2 separate regions of the Homo sapiens genome follow, and region 1 is linked to region 2. Evidence: read pairs that join two places in POLR2A ChIA-PET (ENCODE). Cell type or tissue: GM12878. All regions are shown on one strand.

Region 1 (2,500 bases), 260 kb after region 2:
AAACCCACTTTACTTACTTACTTACTTACATTTATTTATTTATTTTTGAGATAGAGTCTCACTCTTGTTGCCCAGGCTGGAATGCAGTGGCGCAATCTCGGCTCACTGCAACCTCTGCCTCCTGGGTTCAAGCAATTCTCCTGCCTCAGCCCCCCCAGTAGCTGGGATTACAGGCACCCATCAACACGCTCAGCTACTTTTTGTATTTGTAGTAGAGACAGGGTTTCGCCATGTTGGCCAGGCTGGTCTTGAACTCCTGACCTCAGGTGATCCGCCCGCCTCAGCCTCCCAAAGTGCTGGGATTACAGACATAGGCCAACGCATCTGGCCATAAAACCCACTTTCTAAGGGGGTTAAGAATGAATGCCTATACTTAACCAAGTTATTCCAATAAATAATAATAAAAACAGGCCATGCATGGTGGCTCACGCCTGTAATCCCAACACTTTGGGAGGCCAAGGCAGGTGGATCACCTGAGGTCAGGAGTTTGAGACCAGCCTGGCCAACATGGTGAAACCCTGTCTCTACTAAAAATACAAAAATTAGCAGGGCGTGGTGGTACGAGCCTGTAGTCCCAGCTACTCAGGAGGCTGAGGCAGGAGAATCACTTGAACCTAGGAGGTGGAGGTTGCAGTGAGCTGAGATCACGCCACTGCACTCCAGCCTAAGTGACAGAGTGAGACTCTGTCTCACCAAAAAAAAAAAAAAAAAAAAAGAGGAATAAAAACAGTTCTTGGCTAGGCGCGGTGACTAACGTCTGTAACTCCAGCACTCTGGGAGGCCGAGGCGGGTGGATCACCTGAGGTCAGGAGTTCGAGACCAGCCTGACCAACATGGAGAAACCCCATCTCTACTAAAAATACAAAAAAATGGCCGGGCATGGTGGCACTTGCCTGTAATCCCAGCTACTTGGGAGGCTGAGACAGGAGAATCACTTGAACCCGAGAGGCAGAGGTTGCGGTGAGCCGAGATCACGCCATTGCACTCCAGCCTGGGCAACAAGAGTGAAACAACATCTCAAAAAAAAAAGAAAGAAAAAAAACACAGTTCTTATTTTGTATTTCAAATCTTGCAGGAATATTTTTCCTTTAATGATGAAGAAAATATTCTTCCTTTACAGATTGGAAAAAAATAGACCAAAAAAATAATCACAGAAGGATTCCCAAATCCCACCTCCTATTCAACTACTCTTGGTATGCATCTAGGTTTTACAAAAAAATTCTGAATGGACAGATGTCCCAATTCAAAATAAGCCTACACATTTACTGTCTAGTTCTTTTCAATAATAGTCCTGCACAGTATTAGCAATATTAGATTGATCTAGAAATACAGAAAGTCTCAGCTAGCTTTTTTTTCTTTTTTTTTTTGAGAGGGAGTCTCACTCTGTTGCCCAGGCTGGAGTGCAGTGGTGTGATCTTGGCTCACTGCAGCTTCCGCCTCCTGGTTTCAAGCGATTCTCCTGCCTTAGCCTCCCGAGTAGCTGGGAATACAGGCTAATTTTTGTACTTTTAGTACAGACCGGTTTTCACCATGCTGGCCAGGCTGGTCTCGAACTCCTGACCTCGAGTGATCTGCCCGCCTTGTTCTCCCAAAGTGCTGGGATTACAGGCGTAAGCCACTATACCCAGCCCAGCTAAGCTTTTTAATCAAAGTTTATTTTGATTGCTCTGCATGTTGGTCACATACATGACTGATAAACTAGATGCAGCCCACATCTAACCCAGTTTGCATCCAACATCTGATTTTATAAGGAGCTGACTTTAGTGGAGAAGCAGGATTACTGTTTTAATATTTACAGCGTGTAAATATTTACAAATGACTACTCAAGAGACTGAGGTGGAAGGGTCACTTGAGCTCAGGAGGTGGAGGCTGCAGTGAGCCAAGATCATGCCACTGCACTCCAGCATGGAAAAAAGAGCAAGACCGTGACTCAAAAAAATAATAATAATAATACAAATGAGTCAACATCTCTCAGTTGAAAAATACTGCAGAACAATGAATTTAACATCAAGTACATAAAAATGTAAGGGAACAATCATAATTGGACCTATATTTAGCTGGCCACGGTGGTTCACACCTGTAATCCCAGCACTTTGGGAGGCTGAGGTGGGCAGATAACCTGAGGTCAGGGAGTTCGAGAGAAGCCTATTCAGCATGGTGAAACACCATCTCTACTAAAAATATAAAGATTAGCCAGGTGTGGTGGTACATGCCTGTAGTTCCAGCTACTCCATAGGCTGCAGCAGGAGGACTGCTTGAACCCAGGAGGCAGACATTGCCGTGAGCTGAGATTGTGCCACTGCACTCCACATTGCAGCCTGGGTGACAGAGTGAGACACCATCTCAAAAAAAAAAAAAAAGAACTATATTTAACATCAATCACCTGTGGGTTCCATGGTCTACAGCAAAGGCTACATTTCCAAAGACAAACACTGCCCCAAAAAATAAAAGAGCTAAGAAAATCATGTTTTCTACAGGCGCCCGCCACCGTGCCGGCTAA
Region 2 (2,500 bases):
CCTAATGGCCACAGCCAACCTGCAGGTGAGCCTAATTGACATCTGAGGCTGGGGAAACTGAGGCTCAGGCCGGTGAAGAGAGGTATTTAAGGTTAACCAGCAGGCAAGCAGTGTGACCTCAGATGCAGGGCTGGTTTCCAGGGGCTGGGACCCACGCTTAGTTGACTGCTTTGAGGCCAAGGCATGGGAATTGCTTGAGACCAGGGGTTGCAGACCAGCCTGGGCAACATAGCCACACTCTCATTTCTTTAAAAACAAAAACAAAAAAATGACCCAGGCATGGTGGCACGCCCCGGTAGTCCCAGCTACTCAGGAGGCTGAGGGGGTAGGTTGGCTTGAGCCCAGGATGTCCAGGCTGCAGTGAGCTGTGATAGTGCCACCTTAACAATTTTGCTCCAGCCTTACTAACTTTGGAACAAGGGGCCTCACATTTTCATTTTGCAAATTATGTAGCCAATCCTGCCCTGATCTAAAGTACTCCAGAGCTGTCACTCTTAACTCCTACCAGCCATATATCACACAGCCAGGCCCACAGTCACCTTCCAAGTCATCAGGATGGTGTTTTGTAGTAGGACTGAGATCCTGGGAGAATGTGAAGACTCCTTATGGGGCTGAATTGCCAACATTAAAAGGCAGGCGGGGCAGTTGCTAAGGGCAGAGGGCATCACTCCTTCATTGCTGTATCCTCAGGGCCTGGTCTGTGTTAGATGTTCAGTTAATAGTTTTAACATGAAGCCAGTGAATCGGAGACTGCTCTATCTCCCCGGACCCAACCTACTTAAATGACACCTTCCAGGGAAGCAAGTCAGTGGTGCAGTGTCAGATGTCAATCATCCCGAACACCACCCTCCATCCCCCAGTAGACTTCTGGACAGCCCCTGAGGGTCCCCTAAGACCCTCCCCCTGCCCCAAACCTGTGTGCCCACACCTTGGAGTAGATTCCTGCTTAACGGGCTCTGGTGGGGGGTTCAGAGGTAACACAAGTATTTAAAGGCATGTGGAGGCCAGGCGCGGTGGCTCACACCTGTAATCCCAGCACTTTGGGAGGGCAAGACAGGTGGATCACCTGAGGTCAGGAGTTTGAGACCAGCCTGGCCAACATGGTAAAATGCCGTCTCTAGTAAAAATACAAAAATTAGCCTGGCCTGGTGGCGTGCGCCTGTAATCCCAGCTACTCAGGAGGCTGAGGCATGAGAATCGCTTGAACCTGGTGGCGGAGGTTGCAGTGAGCCGAGATCTCACCACTGCACTCCAGCCTGGGTGACAGTGAGACTCCATCTCAAAATAATTAAATTAAAAATAAAGGCATATGGGCTTGGCTTCTCGAGTGCCTATAGTGGGGAAGAGGCAGAGTATAGCCCAAAGAATACTTGGATGTTAGTTCAGGCAGGTTCAAGACCCAGCCAGGGGTCATGGGTTATGGTCTTCTGAATTGGTTAATGAGAGGGTTTGAAGGAAAGATTCCTTTTCCTCTGAAGTTGGAAGTTTATTGACACTCAAAACTCCTAAATGGTACTAAGAAGCAAAGAATGGTTTCAAAAGCCTAGAAGATATTTATAACAAAACTTTTTTTTTTTTTGAGACAGTGTCTCAGTCTGTTGCCCAGGCTAGAGTGCAGTGGTGCCATCTCAGCTCACTGCAACCTCTGCCTCCAGGGTTCAAGTGATTCTCCCACCTCAGCTTCAGTAGCTGGGATTATAGGCACACACCACCGTGCCCAGCTAATTTGTGTATTTTTAGTAGAGATGGGGTTTCACCATGTTGGCCAGGCTGGTCTCGAACTCCTGACCTCAAATGATCTGCCCGCCTCAGCCTCCCAAACTGCTGGGTTTACAGGCGTGAGCCCCCACACCTGGCCAATATATTTTTATAATGTTCTTTGCCAGCTGTTTGCACAGGTATGATCCATTGTTTCAAATAATGCTGTGAAGCAGAAGCTGTCCTCACTTTCTAAATAACATCATAACCATCGATATGTATTGAATGCTTTGTATGTACTAGGCGCTGCACCTGTATGAAGTCAGTCATTTCAGTTGCATAAGCAACATATAAAAAGGGATTATTGGTATCTCCAGCTTACTGATGAGGAAAGAGAGATGCACTGACGTCCAAGGCCACATACCCGGCATGTGAGGAACTGGGGCTCAGGCCTGGATCTTCCATTCCAAGGGTCAGCAGCCCATTTCTGTAAAAGGCCACATTGTGAAGATTTTAGCCTTTGCAGGCAATACAGTCTCTGTTGCAGCTGCTCAACTCTGCCTTTTTTTTTTGGTTGGGAGGGACGGAATCTTGCTCTGTTGCCCAGGCTGGCGTGTGGTGGCGCAATCTCGGCTCACTGCAACCTACGATTCCCTGGTTCAAGTGATCCTCCTGCCTCAGCCTCCTGAGTAGCTGAGATTACAGGTGCCCGCCACCATGCCCAGCTAATTTTTTTTTTGTCTCAGTGTTTTATTTTTTTATTTATTATTATACTTTAAGTTCTAGGGTACAACGCCCAGCT

The links. ChIA-PET counts read pairs that join two places held together with the same protein. Peaks named below come from ENCODE experiments on the same cell type or tissue, not always from the same donor. Only the 100,000 strongest peaks of a DNase experiment are listed, where the experiment ranks them.
Region 1: POLR2A ChIA-PET joins it to region 2 with 6 read pairs; 7 of 35 experiments call an interaction of 5 or more read pairs at or near these places.

The regions. Positions count from the first base shown.
Region 1 is chr16:14,577,638-14,580,137 of GRCh38, forward strand. The region is part of intron 18 of PARN (poly(A)-specific ribonuclease); the gene reads right to left. Among named protein-coding and RNA genes, the nearest start is that of PARN, 51 kb to the right of the region's middle. In GM12878, no CTCF peak of the experiment used is centred here; no DNase peak of the experiment used is centred here.
Region 2 is chr16:14,313,798-14,316,297 of GRCh38, forward strand. All of the region lies in intron 1 of MIR193BHG (MIR193b-365a host gene), which reads left to right. Among named protein-coding and RNA genes, the nearest start is that of MIR365A, 5.8 kb to the left of the region's middle. In GM12878, no CTCF peak of the experiment used is centred here; no DNase peak of the experiment used is centred here; H3K4me3 peaks cover 540 bases; H3K27ac peaks cover 925 bases.